Linked DNA regions of Homo sapiens: all the other regions are linked to region 2. The links are chromatin loops, found by intact Hi-C in ENCODE. Cell type or tissue: heart right ventricle. All regions are shown on one strand.

Region 1 (8,000 bases), 160 kb before region 2:
AGTGCCAGTTTCCTCATCTGTATATTGGGGAAGTTCACATTAATCTTTCCATGTTTGAGGATCATTAAGTACCAGGCACAGGGGAAATGATTAGTAAATAGTTTCTACAAAACTGAGGGGGAGGGGAATGGGGAGGGATTAGAGGTATTTGCTTTTGTCATGTTGTGATTTGGTTATTTCATTGTGTAATGTTGTGATTTGTCAACAGAGGTTTTATGCCAGTGTTATGACTTTACACAAAGCCTTAGTAGAGGTGGAGCTCCTGAAGGAATACAAAGATGTAACCTATGACTTCAGATAGTGGGGTTTACAGAGTGAAATATTGTTCAATTCAAACAGAGGAGGACAGAGAAAGAAGTCCTGGACCATGCCTCTCAAAATCTTTTGGCTGACAGTGCTTAGTGGTAACACAGAGGAGGCACTGTATTCATTCACACAATCTTCATTTCAGCAAGTGTTTTTGAGAAGCTACCACCAGCCAGGCTGTGTTCTAGGCTTTAGGGATACGGTGACAGACAGGATAGAGAAAGTCTCTGCTCTCATGGAGCTTATATCCCAGTGGGGTGCAGGGATTTGGAGAAGAGGATGTAACATAAACCAGAAAAACACTGGAGGAGTGACAAGTGAGCTGCAGAGAAGTAAAACAGGGGAGTCCATGGCTTCTTTCTTCCTGAAGGAGTGGCATGCGAGCTGGAACTAAATGACCAGAAGGCAACAGCCATGAGAAAACCAAAGCAAAAGCCTCCCAAGTAAAGAGGCCACCCAGGGCAGAAGCAAGCTAAAGAAGAGTGGTGTGGGCACAGGGCACACATGTGGATGAGTGGGCAGAGAGGCAGGGCCAGGTCCACAAGACTTCATAAGTTGGAGTAAGGAGATTGGGCTTTCCTTTAAGCAGGATGGAAAGAAAGCACTTGATATTTTTATTTTTTTGTTTTAAGTTCCGGGATATAAGTGCAGAATGTGCAGGTTTGTTACATAGGTATACGTGGAAAACACTTGATATTGTAAAGTAGGGTAATAACATAATCTGATTTGCCTCTTTAAAGTTTCCCTGGTTTCTGTGTAGAGGGTGGATAGAGCTCAAAAAGTAACTTAGAATGAGAGAGAATGTTGCCTTGGACTACAGGGGTAAATAGTGAAATTGGAGAGAAGTAGATGGATTCAGGCTGTGTTCTGAGGGGGAAATGTGTAGGGCTTGCCAAGGGATGAGTTGGAGGATGGGGGCGGGGCGGGGGGCATTGAGGGAAACAGCAAAAACAAGGATGGGTCCTAGATTGTCCACTGGATGAACAGAAGATCACGGTTCTGTTTACACAGGTGGGGAAGACTTGAGAGGGCGGGGAGCAGGATCGTGGAAGAAAATTAAAAGTTTTGTTTTGTTTGTGTTGAATTTGAGATCTTTATATGATACTCATGTGGAATCTGGAATTCTAAGGAGAAGTTAGGTCTGGAGAAGTAAATTTGGGACTTTTAGGAAAGTAGGTGGTGTACAGGGCCAGGGGACTGGATGAAGTCAACTAGTGAGAAGTAGCTTCAGGACAGATTCCTGAGACACTGCAGATTGAAATATCATGCTGAGGATCTGGAGGAGGCATGACCAGAGATTAGGAGGAAGACCAGCCAGGTGATTTCAAAGAAGCGGAATGAAGGAGGAGTTTCACACAGGAGAGTGGTCTTCTGTGTGGAGTGATGCTGATCCTTCATTAGGAGGATATGAAATGTCAGATGCTGAAAGGTCTCTGCCCATCTGTGCACAGACCATGGAATTAAAGGACCATTTTGGGGAGGGTTCAGGAGAGGTAGGTGAGTAGAAGGTAGAATGCAGGTGCTGGAAGAAATGTTCAATCAAAGACAAAGGCCCTTAACATGCCAGCAGCTTGAGGGGCCCTAGATTTTCCTGCTGGGCAAATTGGAGTTCTGGATCTTTGAAAGGTACGGAAGAACTTTCCTTTTTGATGCCTTTCCCTTCTTTGTTACCAAATCAGGTTTATTTTTAGTGCCTGCCTTATCTGAGCAGTAGGCCTGGAATGATTTTATAACCTACCTATTTATTTTCCTTTAACCTGTAGCCTGCTTGTGTGTGTCTGTATAGCTGAAAGAGACTTTGAAGTAGGTAAGATACGAGGTTGGGCTTAGAGGAAAGATTAGGTTTTGGGGTAAGTGGAACAAGGGTGTATGGGGTGGGAAAGGGAATCAAAACAAAGGCAGAGAAGGTAAAAATAACTTTCATATGTGGGGCTGCTTCCTATGTCGTTGAATTAGAAAAAATAAAATGGCAATGTATTTAGCATAGTAGTGAAAACTCCAGCAGGTGGTATAGCAACAAGGGAAACCTGAGCTTCATTGACTCCTTGCATCTCACCTACTTCTAAAAAAGACTCAAGTCATCTACATGTAGACAGCACAGTGTGTAGAACTACTCATTCATCCTGTAAACATATATTGATTGCCAATAATGATCCCACGGTAGAGGCTGGGATACCAAGATGGGTGACCCATGACCTTCCCTCAAGGAAAACAGACAAAAACAGCTGTAATATAATAACAGACCAGAGGAAAGAGGATTAATTCTGTCTAATTCCATTTCACCAGGATGTAGAAGTTTGAAAAGTTGTCTATGAGGAAGAGAGGAGGAGGTAGCGAGGCATCCCTTGCTGGGGAGGGCAGGGTCACAGTGGGAGCAGAGTGCAGGGCAGGTCCCTGGGGAGCACAGAGCTGGGAAGGGCAAGGAAGAAGTGTTAAGTGCAGAGTCTGGAAAGGGAAACTGAGCCCAAGCGGGACTTGACTTTTATAGAAAGTATGGATCCATATGTTGTTACACAGAGAAATACTTGCTCTTTATTTTAGAAAGAAAATCTGTAAATGTGCATCATATCACTCTGTCTTTTTCTCTGTTTATTTTTAGCCCTGTGTGTCCAAATGCTGGGAGAACATCACCCCTTGGATGAATTGCCACCACATTAAATAAAACATATCCAAAGCTCATATTGTTTCCTTTCCAGTACTTTCTCTCTGTCTTTCCATATAGACATATATATATTAAAAATATATATGTATGAATTTATATATATATATATATATTTATTTATTTATTTATTTTGAGACAGGGTCTCACTCTGTTGCTCAGGCTGGAGGGCAGTAACACGATCATAGCTCACTGCAGCCTCAAGCTCCTGGGTTCAGTTGATCCTCCCACTTCCTGAGTAGCTGGGACTACAGGTGCACATCACCATGCCTGGCTAATTTTTTATTTTTTAGAGATAGGGTCTCGCTATGTTGGTCAGACTGGTCTTGACCTCCTGGCCTCAAGCAATGCTCCCACCTCAGCCACCTGAGAAGCCAGGATTATAGGCATAAGCCACCACGTCCAGCTAAACGTGTCTATATTTTGTTTCAAACAAATATGCATGTACATGTGTATGCTCTTATCTCTCAAAATCTTAAAGAAGTGTAAGATTATATAAACTTACTAGATTCTTCATGGTGTTGCATGTGCTAGAGCAAATCTTCCTCAATGCTTGTATATTTAATAGCCTGAAAGAATAAATGTTTTTCTAATGGGCATATTTTAGCTGAGGTTTTTTTTTAAGTCAAATATGTATATAAGTATGTGTAAAGTTTATGTGAAAGAAACGAGAGCCTTGTTTTCAGAAGCTCTTCTGTGTCTTGAAGGTGACATGTTTTTGCTTTCTTAAGTGACTTTACAGACGAAAAAGGAGTCACACTTTTACAGTTGATTTGGTGTAACCCTCCTTCATCAGTATCTAGCATATAGAGTATGCTGATGAGTCATGTGCAATGTGTTTTGAAAATCAGAAGTTTTCAGATGAGCTGGAGGCCTGGATGCCTGAAATGGCTTAGGACATAAACTGCTCAAAAATAATTATAATACCCTTTTTTTTGTAATTTTTTTCTACTTTTTTTTTTAGGTGCTCTGCAGGTTCAGAGAAACTTCTCTAGTAACAGACTGAGAAATGGTCCCTAAAGTATGGTGTTTAATTTCAATACTCCTAAAGAAAATCCAGTTTCCTTTGTAAAATGTTCCTTATGTAACAAAACTGTACTGAAAAAATGTGGTATTTTTCTTTCTCTTTATTTTGTCTCCCTATACCACTGAGAAGTTAATGGTTTAAGGAAAATATTTCAAGCCGTACAGATCATGTCAAATATTTGGTTTGGTAGGATTAATATTTTACTGCAGAGTGACAGTGCTAGTGCTGTCCTAGTTTTAGGGATGATTATATAAACTAATGAGCCCCATCCATTAAAAAACTTAGGGAAACAAAAAGCTATTTATTATGTGGATTACACTGACTGTAGTTAGGATTACACTGACTATAGTTAGGACATGGAAGTGTGAAATAGTTACAACGTGGTTGCGTTTAATTAAAGTTGCTCTTTTTGTGATGCTGAGGTTAATAATTATGACGCTGTGCAAATGTTTAATACTGCTTTATTTTAAAAAAAACTCAATGTTTTGTTGTTTTGTGCCTAGCTCTCCACTGGCCTAAAGCTGACTTTTCACTTAAGTTTACCATCCTCTGAATTATTTCCATTACAACAGATTTTAAGAATGACAGTTGGCTGGGGGCATTGTAATTGTATACTTCAGCCACTAGAGGGAAGAGACTCTAGTATTTATTCTGGGGAAAGAAAACGTGCTTCATCTCTCTGATTCTGTCACTGACCTTTAATCTGAAGGGGGTTATCCTTAGCATTGGGATTACCCTTCTTCCTCTTTTAGAGAAAAAACTTTGGGAAGGAAAAGGTAGAATTAAGGATATTGGACCAGGGCTTGATATATGGGTGTATCTGCCTGAAATTTGGGGTTCAACCAGTTCCTTCAAGACAGCTTCCAATGGGCAAGCAGCTTTGTTGGGGGAAGTGAGTGATTCTTCCAGAACTATTTTATCTGTTAGTATAAAATAACAGTAACATGACTAACATTTCTGGAATATTAGACACTGTTTTAAATACTTTAAAAATACTAACTATCCTAGCAACAGTCCTATGAGGTAAGTACTATTATCCCCATTTTACAGAATAGGAAACTAAGGTACTTAGAGGTTAAGTAACTTATCCAAGATCACAGAACTAGAAACTACTGATATTGTGGTTAAAAACATGGGCAGTGGCTCCAGGATTTATGTTCTCAAGCACTGTACAATACTGCCTTTCCACTTATGCCCAGTTTCTCAAGCACGAAGAGACATTCACAGAATTTTGACAAGTTTGAGTCTACAAAGATGAGAGATATTTTGGTTGAAAACTACAACAGGAAAACTGTAGAATCAAAATTTATACCATAATTTACCCAGGAACACATACATGGTTCACATTTTAACGTTTCTAGAATCAGATTGTGGCTTACAGCTTTATTCAGGGAAATAAGACATATTTGTAAACATAATATACCAACTTCATTAATTGTTAAATTTAATGCTCACAAAAACGTATTTGAAAATAATTTCTATTTTAGATCTTTGTACTTCATGAGAATTCCCCAGTGTGTGTGAGGATTACTGAGATTTGAAGTGAAAATATAAAATACTTATATTTTAGAGGAAAAAAAGGTAATGTGGGATGTTGGTGTGTTTTAATTTGTTTGGTAGTATGTCAGATGGGGCTTCCAAAGGTAAGTTTCTAGGACCTTCACGTTGTTAAATGGCCTTGGATCCTGCCTCTTCTCTAGGATTCACAGAAGCATTTTTCAAACCGCACCTGCCCCTCCTTATACCTCCTTGCTCATAATCAGGTTTAGGCTCCTTACTTTCCCTTCAGGAAGTCAGTTATTCTCATCAAGGCTTCAGAAATAGTCCTAGTGTTGAGCACGTGGGAGAGCTGCTTGTCTTCAGAGTGGTTTGACCCAGTCATTGATGAGTTGAAGTTTTCACTGTCTCACTGAGGCATGTGGCAGCTCAGAATTCATTCAAGCAAACTGGGCAGAGTCTGTGGTATTCAGGAATGGAGGCACAGCAGGAATGCAGGTCTGTGGCTTTGATCAAAACCCCTATCCACAAACAAGCAGAGCCCTGTGAATATGGTGAAGCATAATTTTTTCCCCACTGACATTTTGAAACCAGCTCCCTTACAGAAAGAAATATAGTTTTGGACAAACTTCAGGGAGTTTCCAAGAATTTTCAATAAACAACACAGTCACACTAAGCAAAATTTTTTTTCAATCCAAGAAGAATAAAACATTTTTCTAGAATATATAAAATATGGTAGTTTTATTTAGTAAAAATATAAAGGAACTTTAAAACTATCTTAAATCTCTGTTTTAAAGGATTTTTATTTCATCTCATTCTTTAAATTTTAAAATTTGTAATCAATGGCAGAATATTCAGAGACCAGACACATAAATAAATGAGCTGAGAAATGTGCTTTTGTAGCTTTATTCTTGATCTCCACCTTAGGGCATTTCTGTGCTCTCCGGCAAGCCCTCACAGGTTTCACAGGGAGACACAGAGGATTGAGACTTAGAATTTGCCAGCTGTTGACAGATCTATGGAAGAGTCAGTGTGGTAAGAAGTTAATTTTATAAAATAAAATTTATGAATTATCGATGGATTTCTATTATTCATGCTTGTTTTCTTTTAAAGACCTCTTTAAAAATGTATATGGCCTTAGAAACTATTGATTTTGTTTGGAAATTTTAAATACTTAAAAAATACTAACTATCCTAGCAACAGTCCTATGAGGTAAGTACTACTATTCCCATTTTACAGAATAGGAAACTAAGGTACTTAGAGGTTAAGTAACTTATCCAAGATCACAGAACTAGAAACTATAATAAACCTCAGAAATATAGTCTAGGTTGGGTGTGGTGGCTCACACCCATAATCCTAACACTTTGGGAGGCTGAGGCAGAAGGATTACTTGAGCCCAGGAGGTCAAGACCACCCTGGGAAAACATAGGGAGACCTCGTCTCTACATAGAATTTTTTAAAATTAATCAGATGTGGTGGCATATGCCTGTGGTGCCAGCTACCAAAGAGGGTGAGGTGGGAAGATCACTTGATCCAGGGAGATCGAGGCTGTAGTGAGCTACGATCATGCCACTGCACTCCAGCCTGGGAGACAGAAGCCTTGTCTCCCCATCACAAAAAAGCTATGTATTAAGTTAGTTTATATTCAAATTTAAAGAGTCATATGAGCATTCTGTATTACTTGTCTCAGTTGTTGATAAACTTACCTGGTCATGTTTCTCTATGAGACTTTTTCTTAAGTTACTTGACTTGTAAGCTTATAGGTGTAAATATGTTCTAGAGTTTCCTGGAATCTGACAGATAGAGTACATGTGATTTCTTTGGGGAAACAGATATAGTTTTATTTATTGGACTATTTCTTAGAGAAATAGTTATGAATTTAGTTATTCCCTATGAAAGGCTGATTCTTTGGATTAAAAAAATAGGTTCAGAATTATTTGAGTGAAAGCTTCTCAAAAATAATGACTCTGAAATTTAGGACCTTAAATTGCTACCACACTCAAAGAAGAAATTCTGTCCTAAACTGCTCTGAAGTATCAGTGGTTTGAGAGAAGGGATGTTACAGAGACTACAGGCATGAAACAGTCTGCTGATACTTTGCCATTAGAAAAACTGGCTGGCTGGTTTGCATATTCTGGTCTATTCATTTGTTCACTGTTTCCCACTTGTTCTTTCATTTGCTTCCCTTGGAGAGTAGCAAGTTGAAAAAAATTCAGTAGTTTTGGTATGGCTCATATTTACGAAATGCCAAAAAAGAACCAAGAGTTCTTTTTCCTTTCTCCTCGAAAATTGCCCTTGTTTGGATACTTACATGTTATATGATGGGCATAACCCCTGGGTCCCATGTTGATAGATGAGTGTTAGACTCACCCAGAATATTACCTGTCTTATATCTTTGAAGCACATACGAAATAGCCTTTGTGATTTGAGTGACTGGGCCAGTGTTCTCCATTATGTGCAGCAGGCTTCACTCCACAATAAAGCTGAAAGAACTTCACTCCCCAGTAAAGC
Region 2 (8,000 bases):
ATTTTATGCACAGCATATTCTTCTATAGAGTATGTGCATTTATGCTTTTTCAAAAAATGAGAGATGTATATGGCTTAGAATTGCTGTAATGAATGTTTTCATTAAGCTACGTTCAATATGCTGTATTGATAACCATGAATGATTCCAAGATTTTTCGTCAACATTTTTTAAACTAACTGAATATTCATAGTGTAAGCTTTTTTTTAATCATTTCAGGAAAAATTTTATGGGCTGGATTTATTTCAACCTCACTAAGAAGTTTGGATCTGTGAAGCTTCACATGTGCTTATAGTTTATTGTGGGGGAAAATAATGTTGGATTTTCTTCTCTGTCTTCACTTCAGTTCTGTTTTCATGTTGCGTAATTCCACTTATCCTAATCATAAAGCCAAGAGAACAGCAATGAGGAAGTAGTGTAAAGGCAACCTATTAGACTAAGATGCCTGACCATCTCTAGTTCATGCTGATGCTCAGATCATATGTAGATATCTTGGTATTTTCTATTCCTGGTTACAAAGGCCTTTATCTGGTTCTTAGTTACCTTACTCTGAATAGAGTATATTCACCTCCATTTAAAATTTTTTTCTTAATATAGTGAACTGTTTACTATCTCTTAGTCTCCTCAGCCTGCTCACTACCGGAAAGGTAGGAGGGGAAGGGAGGGGAATCGTGTCTAAGCATTTGATTGATTACTTTCATAATTAAAAAAAAAATTCACCTAGGTCCTGCCATGCATTTTGATTAATAGATTCACACCATCTTTCTCTCTCTCTCTCTCTCCCCCATACGCACACTAAAAATAATCAAAGGCCTTGGGGGCTGTGCAGAATAGAGAGATGAGCTGATTTGCTTATAGCCAAGGGTAATTAGGAAGTCTGAAAACCGTGACTGTAGTAAAATTAAATTTGTTGATTTTTATATTGCTCCACCACCAAAAAGAAGGAACCCTTGACATTTAGAGAACATTAAAGTGACATTATCTACCATTGGCAGAAAAGAAGCTCACGCTTATATGCAGTGCTGCAAAATAAGATGGCAGAGGCAAGAGGGAGAGGTGACACAAGGTTGTATATCCACACTCTGGCATTTAGGGAAGTACAACTTTATACATGTTTCTCTTTTATCATGACTACATTGTGTTTGAAGCCATGAAAAATAAACGTCTTGAAGTCTTAGATGTAGGGGTCAAACGTATCCAACAATTACTCATTGTAAAGAGATTCAGCTTTTCATTTTATACTTGTCAGTGATCCCATCCAAACCAAATTACAAAGAAGGAAGTGTGTACCTTACTCAATGGGAAGCTTAAGTTTTGTGAGATGAGATTTATTACTTGTGAAGCAGTTTTTATCAAGACCTTCAGTAGCTGATTTCTGTAAGAGAATGGAATATTCTGTTAAATGAGAATGAGTTTAGCATATAGGAGTAAAAACATTGATATTTGCCTTAAGGTTATCTCCCTTTGTTGGTCAGATGGGTGTTATGTGGAAGTCCATGAATCTTTTCCTGTACATATGCACAGTAGATGACCACAAAGTGTGCTATGACTAAAGCTGCTGTCCAAGTTCCCAGCTACCCTTAGCCTAGACCACAGCTGTAAGATCTGAACTTTGTCCATGAGCGTGGGCCAAACTACAACCATACCACTGAGTGGTATATAGACAGCAGTGTAAGAGAAATGCTAGTTGAGTCTAAGTCTAACTCTTTCCCAGGCAAACAGTGTCATATGGTCAGCACTTCGAAATGTGCTGGCCGCTCTTTCAAAGGATCATTTATAGTGGTGTTAATACTCTGCATGGATTGTATCTCTAAAGGTGATGAGACAGTTGATGATTTTTAAGCACATGGGGCTTATAATGTAGCATGTAGAAGTAAAATGAGATGAGCATTTTCTCTCCTGGATGGACAAAAATGTGCTATCAATGATGTTTTTAAAGAAAAACACGATAGAAAACCGATAACCTGGGAAAGAAAAAGTAGGACAAATCAAAAGGAATAGCTGTTCAGCTTCCTTCTGGGGGACTCAAAATGTCACCCTGCTGCAGAGCTTTCTTTACTCTCGGCCTCTGCATTCACCAGACCAGGGTCAGTGATGTTCCATTTCTGCACCCCCCTCCATATTTATCCTCTCTTACGCTCCGTTGTTGAGGGAAGCCCTAATTTTTTTTAAGTTAAAAATAACTCCAGTTTATATTAAAGATTAACAAAATTAAAAGTAAAGAAGGTGTGGTTTAGAGGGGAGAGGAAATAGCATGAGGGAGGATCAGCATATGATACACTGGATTAAAAGCCAGCAGGATGAAGTGAACTTGAGTAATGGAGGGAGTAATATCCTTTGTCTTGCTTGTCCTTTGAAATGTACAGGGAGCTTAGAATGAAAGGAGGCATATGGCCTGAGAAGTGAGAAGAGACACTTTAGGCACTTTTCTATCAGTTACTTGCCTCAGCCTAGTATGAGGTGTGTTCTAACAGCACAGACGTAAGTCTACAGGGAGTGATGAAAAAATGTCCACAGGTCAAAATTATAATTAACAGCATTGATAATGATAATCATCAGTATCATAAGGTAATCACAGTATGAAGTGGGCGGCCATGGTGTTTGGGAGGTAATATTTGATTCATGGCACAGCCTTTCATGGTATGGGGGGGGTAGGGGCACCAGAATTATCTCTGCAAGGTTTCAAAAATATAGATTGTTGAAAGAAACTAATTCCTCTGGTTACATGGAGTCATGGATTGAGAATTAGCAGACTTGTGTACAGGTAGAATGAAGCCTGAATAGATGCCTCTTCCATCTCTTCCTCCTCCACGTCACCTTTCTCAAAGCAATCACATGTTGTTAATGTTCGCCTGACACCGTCTGGACTTACTGGCCACATAGGAGTATGTTCTCTGGCGTTTACTCTTCCTGCTGTCTCTCTCTTCCCGTCTTCCCACCTCTCCTATCCTGGATTTTCCTGAATGTGTTTATCCCTTCTTCTTTGTACAGTTGGCAGTTTTTCAGAGCACTTGGATCAGATAAATGGACGAAGCGAGTGTGTGGACAGTACAGATAATTCCTCAAAGCCATCCAGTGAACCCGCTTCTCACATGGCTCGGCAGCGATTAGAAAGCACAGAAAAAAAGAAAATCTCGGGGAAAGTCACAAAGTCCCTCTCTGCCAGTGCTCTTTCCCTCATGATCCCAGGAGGTAGAGAGATACTACTTGCATGAAATTGTGTGATTTGTGCATGTGGTCCCATCCCTCCTCTCCCAATTTGGAATGCTGAATGAGATGCAAGATTGCTTGAAGTAATAACGGGTCATGTCCCAGGACAGCTCTTGAGAGCTTCTGCCTGCAGACTCTGAATTCTTCCTGCAGGATTTGTAGGGCCGCCAAGGAGCATTTTGGCCTATTTCATCTCACTTTCTGCATCAGGGGTACAAGAGAGGCTTCCTTCCCATGAAAGCTTGTTTCTGTTTTGTTTCCTTTCGTTTTCTTTTCTCCCTCCAAGTTAAATGATAAATTTTCCTTCCTTGAATAATTTTTTTTCTCTAGAGTATGTATAATTTATACACTTTATAGAGCTGTTTACAACATTTGTGTTGGAAAGCTAAGTATATAGTTTTTCTCATCTAATTAATGAGGAAAATAGTTAAGCTTTTCATTTCTGGAGATAGAGTCACAGACAGCATTGAAATTCTAGGTTTTCCCAACCCTGTCAGTTGAGCTATGCTTCCTCCTACTGGTAGCAAATCATCTTCTGCCCTGTTTTGGAAAACTGGGCTTAATTAAGGTTTTGTTGAATTGTAGTATTTTCCCACAAACTGGTTTTGCCACTACTGATCACTAACTCTGTAGTAATCCCACTGGCAGAAATGAAATATACACCCTGATGGTTGTGATATCACTCAAATGACAGCAAGAGAGTAGAATGGGACTCGAATTATATTGCAGATGGCTTGTTTTTGGAAGAAAACAGATCATGTATAAAAGGCATTGTTTATGTTTTTGAAGCTTCATATTTGTGCAGAAAGCAATTTGACATAAACAAATGCTCATTTGGGAGTAGTGCTCAATCTAGCAGATTCAGTTTCTGGGAGGTGTCCTGTTTAGCACCATAAAACAAACACCTGTATCCCTAGTCTGTGTGACTCTTCATAAGCTGAAGATGATGGTCCTGGTGCAGCTGCACAGATGGGAAGGTAAGTTGGATATGGGCCAGTGCAGTTTTGAAAGCTGGTTAGGAAGCCCGTACTTTGGTAGAACAAGGAAATTATTTGATTTGGGGAGATAAGGGAGACCATCAGAAGGTAAAGAAGTGGGGGCCTGGCCTTTCAGCAGTTTGGGATCTATGTGTGTCCACAGTGACCTCCTCCCACCTGCATGTCTTGAAGTTCCCTGCCTGCCAGCATGCATCTCTTCCCCTGTCCTTTGATTAGACAGAAGAGAGCCAGCAGAAGACAGCCAAGATGCTACATGAAGTCAGAGAGGGAAGGAGCATGGGTCATGATACAGTTGGCTTTGCTCTTCTTTGAACAAGCATAAGAATTGAAATAGTGGGTAGTATGGATACTTTCAGCTTACGGTAGCCACAATGGAACTCACCACACCCTGGTGAGCCTTCAGTAGCACTGGGAACTTTGTAGCCTGGCTCCAACCGAGCTCATGTTTAAACCGCAGCATGTTTTGTAGATTATTCTGCCTTTTCTCAAGTGCACACACACACAGACAGTTTCACATGACCAGTTAAGATCTGTTTAGATTCACGTAGATGAAACAAGGATATGAACTAAAAAGCATTCATTTCTGCTGCTATAACAAAATACTTTAGACTGGGTAAGGTATAAATAACAGAATTTGTTGATCACAGTTCTAGAGCCTGGGAAGTCCAAGATCAAGGTGGCGACAGTTTCAGCATCTGACAAGGGCTTGTTCCTCATGGACAGCACCTTCTCTATTTCCTCACATGGCAGAAGGGAAGAACAAGCTCTCTGCAGCCTCTTGTATAAGGGCACTAATTCATTTATGAGGGGCAGAGCCCTCATGACCTAATCACCTCCCAGAGGCCCCACCTCTTAAAACCATTACCTTGGGGGTTAGTTTTCAACATAGGAATTTTAGGGGGACACAGACATTCAGAGCATAGCAGTTTGCTTCTAAAACAAAGAAAGCAGTAGATTTGGTGTTTTGGAATATGCAATGAGATTCTCTTCAGGTTTCTCTATCTCACCTGCATTAGCCTCTCAGAAACCTTATTAGAATTGCAAGTAATATATGTAGAGAATCAGTTGTCACCACAGTAATGTTATTCATTTATAGAGAAGTCACCACTTCATTGTTTTCCTGATTAAAAATTCTTTCCTTTTTTTTTTTCTTCTTTTTTTCTTTTTTTTTTTTTTTTTTGAGATAGGGTCTTGCTCTGTCGCCTAGGCTGGAGTGCCATGGCACAGTCACGGCTCACTGCAGCCTCGACCTCCCAGGCTTAGGTGATCCTCTCACCTCAGTCTCCCACGTAGCTGGGACTACAGGCACATGCCACCTTTCCTGGCTAATTTTTTGTATTATTTGTAGAGACAGGGTTTAGCCATATTACCTGGCTTGTCTTGAACTCCTGGGCTCAAGCGACCAGCCTACCTTGGCCTCTCAAAAGTGCTGGGATTACAGGTGTGAGCCACTACACCCGGCCAGTTAAAATTCTTTAATCAGTATTCATTTAATAGCATTGTAGAAATCAGCTGGTAAATTGATAAATTGCTTTCCTGGCCATGTGTGTTGAAAAGGACCATGTTAAAATTGTTTAGTGAAGAATTTGGAATCCAGTATCTGTTAATATAATACATACAGTCTTCTCCACATGAAGACATACTTGAAATATATGCATCTATGATTTATTTCTTTACTTAAAATAAAACATTAAGTAAAAATGTCACAGCCAGAGGCTAATCCTTGTGGTGTCTTTTAATAAGCATAGAAACTAAAAAATTATAACATGAGAGTATTGAAATTTCTTTCTCTTTCCTAACTGAAAAATTAGTTAAAATAGCAACACTCTTGAAGTTTGACAGTTTTGGAATTCATGCTAGTTACTGATAGAAACATTTTTGTATTATTTCATCTTCATTTTGCTATTGGAAACAAATGGATTTGTGTTGTGACTATGCCCCCAGTCCTGGCAAGGCTCATGGGGTGAGGGTTGCCTGCATGGATGCTTGTGTGAGCCACATGGGCTTTGATGACTGGCTTCTTTGTTACAGATATGTTTGCTGTTTCCCCTCTGGGAAGTCCAATGTCTCCCCATTCCCTGTCCTCGGACCCTTCTTCTTCACGAGATTCCTCTCCCAGCCGAGATTCCTCAGCAGCTTCTGCCAGTCCACATCAGCCGATTGTGATCCACAGTTCGGGGAAGAACTACGGCTTTACCATCCGAGCCATCCGGGTGTATGTGGGAGACAGTGACATCTATACAGTGCACCATATCGTCTGGGTAAGACCTGCATGTCTCGCACTTGGGATTTTTCATTTCCAGCCAAGCTGGAGAGTGGATAGGTTGGCTGATAAATAGCAAATATATTTACTTTTAAGCTTGCATTTGCGACCTGTTTCATTTTCCTTTTAGAGCTCCATCCCTGTATGTGTATGGTGGAATTGAATTTAGCAAAAACGAATATCTCATAATTCTGTCCAGTTTTCATATTCGATTGTTCTTTCTTACATACCAAGCTGGTAGACATAGTCAAAGGCAATCCTATTTCCATCCTTCTTTTATTTTATCATTTTTTCCTAGCCTTCTTTTTAAAAATGACCTTCTCAAATCACCTGAAATGTTTTGGTCATTCATTTTTTTTTCTTTGTGGCTCTGGTACTTTCAGTCTGAATCACCTGAAAATTTCTAAGTACCATAGAAAGTTTCCTATTTTAGAATAATGATAGAATAGGAATAGTAAACGTACCTGTTAGATTTTCTATTAGAGGCTTAGGACATTTGCTAATTAACTCATTATTCTCCCAGAAGACACAGTAGGTGTTAGAGTAGTCATTTGTTTGCCTACAAATATCCTCTCCTCTTGGACTTTAGAATGTAGAAGAAGGAAGTCCGGCATGCCAGGCAGGACTGAAGGCTGGAGATCTTATCACTCACATCAATGGAGAACCAGTGCATGGACTTGTCCACACAGAAGTTATAGAACTCCTACTGAAGGTATTGTATGTTTTATGTCAGGGCCATGCTGATGAGACAGGCAGCCCAAAGGGGCTAGTACCAGGAGATTGATTTCCCTGTGTCACACCCATGTCTGATTACTGAGAAAGTATTCATTAGTCTCAAGTTTAAAGACAAAGATATTATGAATTCTCTGGTTTTATGTCATGAAATAATGTCCTTATATCTGCATACTCATTCCCTAATTTAATTTTGCTTCTCATTCTAAATTGTAAGTAGTAAGAATTCTCTTTGTTTATATACCTTACACAGTGACATCTATTTGGAGAGTCACCTATCCTGAAGGTGACTTCCTTCAGGAACTTCTAACAGGTTTCATTCTAGTATACTAGAAGACAAAATTGTATTAAACTGTGAGGTTTGATCTGAAGGTTTAGTCTGAGAATTAGAGTTCCTTTGAAAGATAAAATTGTAAATATATACACATGTACTATAAATTATAAAAAATAAGTGGTACTGAAAGAAGAAGTTCTAGCAATTATTAGGCCTCCCTCCCCACCATACAAATTAACTTAAACAGGGATCAATTTCTACTTAAAATGTAAGCAGAATATAGCCTATGGAGTAAGAAGGTCACAGGAAGCATGACTGTAAATGGAGAGAGAGAAAGGACACACACTGATCCTCTCAGATAGCTCTCAGATAGTTCTGTTCAGTTATTTGATTTGTCTTTTTCATTCTTTATAGCAGCGTTGTATTTTATGCAGAACAGCTCCTGCGACAGCATATCTCTAGATAGTATCATATGTCTGTTCACAACATTAGAATAAGAAATAATACACTGAAATGTATATATTGA
Region 3 (8,000 bases), 49 kb before region 2:
TAATAAAGCTGACCTGGTCGTCAGTCAAAATGAAATCGTTGCTGTCTCTAAATTCTGTATGTGCCTACGGAAGACACCCCCAAGACCATTTTTAGTCATACACACATACTTTGTGTTTCTAACAGCTCTTCTCTGAAGTGTTTATTTTATTGAAGACGTTAGTATCATATAATTATTAGGCTCAATATTCCTATTTTTTCCTCCAAAATGAAATTTTAGCTTCCAGAATTACTCCTTTTGCCAATAGAGAGAAGGAACTATTTAGATGACGGACTGCAGGTGCTGTAGTGTGAAAGTTCAATTATTTTTTTCTCCTTATTGATTGTTGATAAAAGTGATGAGCGAAAACTAGGAAAGCTACTTCTCTATTTTTCTCAGTTTCTTTGTGTTTCTATTCTTTAAATATTAGGGCAAAAACTGTGTAAAACTTCTTAGTAGTTGCAGGTTTTTCTTTTCTAAAGCTAAGCTGAATCACTCTTAGATTCTTATTTCCCTGGGTTAACTGTTAGTCATTTAGCCAATCAGAAATTTACTTTAACTGTTTAAAAAATCAAAATGTAGAATATATACGAATAAAATTGCAAGCATTTTGAAAATATAGTTTAAACTTTACAGATAATTTCAGCTGTTGTCTGAGTGCCAGACTGAAATGTAAACATTATAATATCTGTATCCTTTGGCTATTATGGAAACTGCAAAATTGCTAAATGTTAAAAATGCTATATTCGGAAATTTGAAAGATTTAGCCAGATGAAGTAAATCAGTCATCCCAGAGAATATTCAGTATTGTGGTTTCTTGAAACATCACAGTTTGCAGTTAAAATTAATTTTTGGACCTTTTCCAATGTGATATTCAGATAATTCTTAATTTTGAAATAAGTACTACAGAATTGTATCAGTAGGAAGACATTCTCCCGTATGTTTCTTACCAGATAAATTATTTTCTGCTGAAAGTACAGAAATAAGAATATAAATACTCATAAAAATATGAAGTATGTCTATCAAATGATATGATTTAATAAAAAGTAGAAACTTGTATGTGCATATGAATACTATCCTTTGCAAAATGGTTACCTGGAGAGACTAAATGCTTACTGAATGATATCATGACTCAGAACATGGTTTTGGAACTCTAATTGCCTGAAGAACTAGCAGCATAATTTTTTGTGTAAATCTTCATTCTTTGGACCCTTCTCTGAAGTCAATAGATACTGTTCCTGTGCAAGTACAGTTGCATGGTATCTTGAGCCTGGTGTGTTTTGGAATTTTCACTTTTAGAAAGGCAACATCCCTGTTCTGTACATAACAGACCAGCAACAGTGGGGCCAGCTGCTCATAATCAAATATATTAATATTTCTGCAGCAGTTTGAATCAACATTCATACTAAGTAGATTAAATAAATATTTTAAACAGCTTCCCATCAGTTCAGTTGGTGCTTTGCCACCAAAAGAGATTACTGTAAACTTAGGAACAAACTTCTGAGTTTGTGGGTTTTGAAATCTTGGATACAGGATTGTGGACATTGATTTACCTTTGAAACATATCTATAGATTCTTAATTCTGTTTGTCTATTTGCTAATTTCCTTATCTTTCCTCTTATCACCACTGCTTATCTCCTGCTTGCATTGATTTTATTTTATTTTTTTCTTGATTTCTTGACTTGATTTAGTTCATGTGTTTTATTTCTTTTTTCTTAGTGAGAAGTGTTTAAGGCCATGACTATACTTACTGAATACAGCTTTGATTTATCTCATAAGTCTAGTAGTGCTCTCATTTTTTTATTGCTTGTAAAATAATCTCATTACATTATAAAAATTCCTCTTTGTCTCAATATGTACTTAGTAAGATGTTTTATAATTTCAAGTTATAGGAATAATTTTTAAGCTTTAGGCATTAATTTCTAGTTTTGCTGCATTGCAATGTTTCAGTATTTATGAAGGATACTCTTAATATAATGATTTTTAAAAAAAATGCTTACTAGAACTGACATTTTAAAATAAGTAGTATCTTTCAAAATACGCTTATTCTAACCATGTTTCCATTTACTAAAAAATTTCTGAGTCTCTTTTATTAGAATTACTTAAGGAGTTTACCTCTGACTGAAAATGAAAACAATTAGTTTCTTTGCTTTTTAGTTAAATGTTTCAGATTGATTAAAAGCAGGGTTATTTAGCTGTTCATCTTTCCTGTCTTTCCTTGTTCCAAATGTTGAATGACGATTTTCAAAAAGCAAATCTACAGGCATGGAACAAAAAATTCACCACCACTTGAAGGTTTTTTTTTTTTATTTTAAGTTATAATCTCAGCCCCCTACTCCCTCCAAAGAAAAGGAAGAAAGAAAATTCAATTCCAGATTTTAAGACAGTGGCTTTATTGGGAAAAGGATCTTCTTTAATCCCTCCCGTTTTACTCATGCCACACACTGATGCATTGTAAAGAGAGGTTTCATTGCCTTATTGACGATCTCATATCATACCATTTATTTCATGTTATTTACCTAAAAGTCCGCATTTGATTTTGAGCAGCAGTAAACTCGGGGGTGCCATGTTCAGTTGAGAACTAATCTGTGATACAGTGCTCCCTAATGTCACTCCAGTGGTCGCTTTCTTGCTTTGGCTTTGACTGGTTCCGATCCATTTTCAGAGCCTGGGTTTTCTCCAGAGAGAAAACTATCTTTTGGGAAATTATAAACAAATGAGGCAAAATATGGAAAGCATTTTGAACTCTGAGAGAGAACATCAAGTTATACATTTAGGCAGTCGTTCTTATAACTTTAACATGAAAAAGAAACAATAAAAATGGTGGTATTGTCCAAGTTTAACTCATCGATCTCTCCTGTTCATTTGAAGAGTTTCTTTCTGAGGTAGTTATGTGACCTCACTTTGGTTTTTTTCAGTCATCCTGTTCCTCCCAGGAGAAGTTGCATCAGTTACCATACCAACCAACACCAGACGAGTTACACTTCTTATCAAAACATTTCTGTACCACCGAAAGCATCGCCACTGAGAACAGATGCAGGAACACGCCGATGCGCCCCCGTTCCCGAAGTCTGAGGTGTGTGGGCCTGGCTGAAAACCATTACTTAGTTGGATTCTCTATTTTCAAACATTTTGAGTGAACACTTCGGTCCTTTAGGTCATATGTGTGTTAACTGACTTGCAAACTATTACAAATATAGTGTGATGTTTCCATGTACACATAATATTGTTAATTACCATTGAAAGGCATCTTATAAGTTTCCTTTTCAGTTCTCACAATTTGCTGATTGCAGCAGTAGTAATCACGATGGTCTTGGGACTACCTATGAAAACATCTAGCCACTGGAAATTTCAAGGCAGTGCAAAAGCAGTTAATGTTGTTATGTTAAGAGGCAACAGCTTCGTGGAAATAGAAGGACAACAAGAATAGGAGGATTTTTTAAAATTCCAGATTCCATATTACAAAATATCTTTGTTCTTTCTTCCCATCGTAAGTCTTACTTTTCTCTAAGACTGTGAACACATTTTTAGGAGTTTGTGTCACCTGAAGTTTGTGGATGCCAAATGTAGTCCACCTAACACTGGGTAGGGCCAGTTTTACTGTGAGTTTGTTTCCTCAGGAAGCAGAATCTAAAACAGAGCTTCTTGTTCAGCATGTTTCTTAGGGAGTGCTTTCGAAATTAGCACCTGTGGGAGGGAAGGGAGAGGCAGGATTGGACAGAGGGAGAAGTCCAGCAGCCTTAGCCGACTCCATGGAGAGCTCGGGAACGACAGGACTCAGCAGAGTTGCTCCCCTGGGCCAAATGCGACTTCTTTTATATCCCTACCTCAGTCACTGGGTCCCTCACTGGATGTGGCACCCTGGGAAAGACTCAGCCTCAGGCGAGATGACTCCTTGCAGCTGATGCCATCCCTGCAGGGACTGGCAGCTGAAGGTTTCTGTGGATAGCACTCCCAGAAGCCGGGCAACAGGTCCTTCTTTGAAGGAGGGATCAGGATAGGGCATCACTTATCCGCTGCAGTATGAGATCTTTATGCTATAGAATTAGTGCACTTTGATATATTAAGGTTTTATTATATTAAAAAATAGCTTATTTATTAGGCGGTCAGTTGAATATCAAAGTTTAATGAGAAGCAATTTCCCTTTGTACTTTTTGTCTTTACTTAGTCTCATAAACTAATACTAAATATAGCCACACTGGATAATTGTGAGACATGTTAGATTATTCTGAGATATGGAATTAACAGCTGGTTTTACTATTTCATCTACAGGCACCATGTTTTACTACATTGGTGCCATTTTTTGTTTTATTAAAGGAATTCCTAAGGTGCGTAGTATAAGCTGTATCCACTTAGGAATATAAACACACCGAAGTTGCACAACTATATATCACTAGGAAGGAAGATAAACCTACTATTGAAAGAGTAAAGAAGAATGCACAATAGTTGTATGCCTCTGTTTCATATAATACATAATGCCTACCTCAGCATCCTAGATAAATATTTGCTAGGCTAGAAAATGGATCTCAATTATGACACCTGTGCCATGGAAGACTTTCAGACTTCTTCAGTGATGTGTGGCAGACCGCAGGTGTATGATAAAAGTGTGAAATTATACTGTTAAATGTGTCCTAGATGTTGCTCTTTGTAGCTATCCTATTTTATTTTATTTTGCAGTTTGTTAATTGTTTTCCAGATCTTATGCAAGCTCATACTACATGCAGAATATAATTTCAATTTACAAACATTTTCTGAACTAGTATTGTATTGTAACTATGATGATTTTGTGGCATTCCACTTCTTGAGCTTTCTTTTTCAGTCCTATTCAGAGTATCTTTGTGTTTATGGGAATGTATGTGTGCATGTGTACTAATGACTGATTTTGTAGTTTATTATCTGATATACTTTTCTTACAAAGGTTGCATAGTACTTTTGATGCAACTGACTGTTTATAAATAAAAAGCTTATTTTCATTTCATGCTGTGGCAAGTTTAAAAGGGTAATTTGCTTTGCTTGCAGCCCTGGACGTTCTCCCGCCTGCTGTGACCATGAAATAATTATGATGAACCATGTCTACAAAGAAAGGTTCCCAAAGGTAATGAATTGAATTGAAGATGCCTAGCATCTAAACGAACAGGCACCATAGGTTTAGAGTCTGTAAGGTTGTTTTGTTATAGGAAGTAAGGGTCCAATCTAGTAATGATTTGCATAAAACAGCTCCATAGTCTTCTTAGAAAGAGAAAATAACTAAAAAAAAATGTTAAGCTAACAACTGCTGAGAACTAGCTGTGCTCTACGTGTGCTGAGCTGGCTCTAAAGTGAACCTGCCACTTGTGCACCACACACGGGGTGGGCCTGGTGAGGTGCCGTAGGGAGGGTCTACTTTGAAAGGCCTCTAGACTGTGCACTCTGTACCCATATTCTGGGCCTGCTGCCACATTGTTAAGTAGAGACTGTTTTTCTCCGTTAGAAGCCTGTAGATTGGTGTGTCATGAGAGTTGCTGTTGTTGTTGTTTTTCCACATTACTTTTCTGTGATTTCCTATCTCTTTAGACATTGTATTTCTAAACCTATTAATTTAGAAGAGAAGGCACAGTTGTCGTGTTCTCCAGTTAGACTGGTAAAGGAACATGAATTGAGAGAGCAATTGTGAAGGGCTGCTGCCAAGCCCCTGGCTGCAAGGACCTGCTCTCAGATGGTCCCATTAGCTCACCTTGTTTCCACGTCTTTCCCACCAAAGCATTTCTGCACATTTGGGAGAAGGCCCCTCTCCACGTTTTTCCGATCCACCCCCACAGCCTGTGTTGCCCTAAACAGGAGAACAAATGAAAATCTTTGGTTTCATAAATCAAGAGTAGAGTACTTATTATTTGCAACTAACCCAACATTGATGTCATTGATTAAAGCTGTTTTAGCTATTTATCACATGTCACTTGCTCACCAGGGAAACAGATACTGACTGTTAACCTAGTTAATGCAGGTTAGGATATTAGAGGGGAGGAGGAGGGAGGAAGGAGAGGGAGTCTCCCTGCATATATAATTAATGTAAGCAAGGAATATGGATTAGGCAGTGGGTGACCAGAGAGAATGAAATGAAAGTTGGAAAGGAAATTTTAGATTTATTTTACCAAGGGAGTCCCCTGGGACTTTTACATAGGATGTAGCTTTGTGGCAAAAGAAGATGATATAAGATGTGTGCTCCTGGCACATTAAAACCTAGCCCGAAAGATACATTTTTAGCTTAGGTTGTGGAACTCTAGCAACAACCTGATGTTTAAGTACAAAAACATAAAGAAATGTTTGATATTTTGGACAGTCCATCTGAAAGAGCCCAAGATCTTAAATGAAAGCGTAACAATTCACAGATACAATCTGAGTTACTTGAAGAAGCTTACAGAGACCATTTTACATTTGATAGAACACAGAAAAGGGAGATTATCATTCTGAAATGTTGATTTCACTTATGTACCCTCAGATCTGTATTTCACATGCTGAGGCTGCTGCTTTTTTATAGCAACTTTTTAAGAACAGTTTTAGCTTCACAAAAAAATTGAGCAGATGGTACAGAGATTTCCCATGTACCTGGGAAGGCTATGCATGAATGCCCCCAACATGCATTAGGGTTCATTCAGCCTTTGTGTTGTATAATCAATGGGTTCAGACAAATGTCTGATGACATGTATGTACCATTATTTTATCAGAAGTGAGGCTTCTTTTAAATTTGATTTCTAGAATCCCATTTAACAACTTGTGGAGGTCTCTGAAAATGCTGTAAAAATGTGATGATTGAATTGTTTACATGTGTGTTTCCTCGTATTACATCTGTGTATGTGTGTCTTCTCTATATAGGCTACAGCTCAGATGGAAGAACGTCTAAAGGAAATTATCACCAGCTACTCTCCTGACAACGTTCTACCCTTAGCAGATGGAGTGCTTAGTTTCACTCACCACCAGATTATTGAACTGGCTCGAGATTGCTTGGATAAATCCCACCAGGGCCTCATCACCTCACGATACTTCCTTGAATTACAGCACAAATTAGATAAGTTGCTACAGGAGGTAAGAACCATGTACCATATAGTTTTCTGATTTATTTTGCTTTTCCCTGAAAAAAATTTTTTTTTGCTTACAAGTTATAACCATGAAATGGAGTTCACATTCCAGAGAAGCAAAAAAGAAGGAAAAAAAAAAAAAAACTCACCTGATTGCTACTTGCTATAAATTGATTCTGGTCTTTATTTATAGTAATAGAAAATTAATGTAATAACCTTTACAGGAATCTTAGGACCCAACAATCTATGACTCTAGGATAAGTGGATTGTGAAGGATTTTGAAGCAGTGATTTTTTCCCCCTTTAACCATAAAGTTATAAATTGCCTGAGCGTATGTGTGTTATTTGATGATGCTATCTAGTTCTATATCTGAAAAAGCTAAATGGAAAATTGCTGGCTTCTTCCAGGCTGTGTGTTCTATTAATTAACCTGCATGTGGTGTTGAGTAGTGAATGGCAACCTATATTTTCATTAGTGTCAGTTCTTCTTCTAACAAAATATCCAATTTCCAAAATGACAGATAAACACAGGACCTGTCTAGGCCTAACACTTGCATGCCTAGCACTTGATAACACCCAGGACAGGAAGAGAGTCTGTATGGGGGAATGGAATGCATGTATAATATTGCTCTTCTGGCTGAAATTGACCAGCCACAGCCTAAAATGAAACCTATTTAGTCTATGTATTTGTATATATTGTATTTTTGTATCTCACAGGGCACAAATTATGCCTTTGCAAACATAATTATAGATAGTTTTCTCTAGACATGAATATGTAAATAATTGCAGAAAACTGAAGGAAAATATTAGCATCCTAATTTTTGAGAACTCTATCTATCCTTGCCCCTGCAGAATTTAGCTGGCGAGATAAGATCCTTCTCTGGCTGGCAGCCGCTGCTTTTCTCCCCTTTGCCCTCTAGGCCTTCTATACTCTTTCCCGATTTCTCACATTGCAACCAACTGCAGTCCA

What was found. A loop is a pair of places that touch in the nucleus more often than their neighbours do. Peaks named below come from ENCODE experiments on the same cell type or tissue, not always from the same donor. Only the 100,000 strongest peaks of a DNase experiment are listed, where the experiment ranks them.
Region 1: it touches region 2 in a loop (2.8-fold over the local background); 51 of 110 quality-filtered maps call a loop at or near these places.
Region 3: a loop joins it to region 2, with 2.3 times the contacts of the local background. A loop is called at or near these places in 4 of 110 quality-filtered maps.

Annotation. Positions count from the first base shown.
Region 1 is chr5:66,983,539-66,991,538 of GRCh38, forward strand. The region is part of intron 4 of MAST4 (microtubule associated serine/threonine kinase family member 4); the gene reads left to right. Among named protein-coding and RNA genes, the nearest start is that of MAST4-AS1, 17 kb to the right of the region's middle. In heart right ventricle, CTCF peaks have their summits at 4,604 (motif pointing right) and 4,806; no DNase peak of the experiment used is centred here.
Region 2 is chr5:67,146,401-67,154,400 of GRCh38, forward strand. MAST4 (microtubule associated serine/threonine kinase family member 4) reads left to right here. Exons shown (of 29, transcript NM_001164664.2): 24 at 2,989-3,189; 25 at 6,237-6,466; 26 at 7,058-7,180. Among named protein-coding and RNA genes, the nearest start is that of CD180, 46 kb to the right of the region's middle. In heart right ventricle, a CTCF peak has its summit at 3,726 (motif pointing left); no DNase peak of the experiment used is centred here; H3K4me3 peaks cover 1,022 bases; H3K27ac peaks cover 1,460 bases.
Region 3 is chr5:67,097,538-67,105,537 of GRCh38, forward strand. MAST4 (microtubule associated serine/threonine kinase family member 4) reads left to right here. Exons shown (of 29, transcript NM_001164664.2): 8 at 2,898-3,055; 9 at 4,999-5,074; 10 at 6,829-7,038. Among named protein-coding and RNA genes, the nearest start is that of CD180, 95 kb to the right of the region's middle. In heart right ventricle, no CTCF peak of the experiment used is centred here; no DNase peak of the experiment used is centred here; H3K27ac peaks cover 527 bases.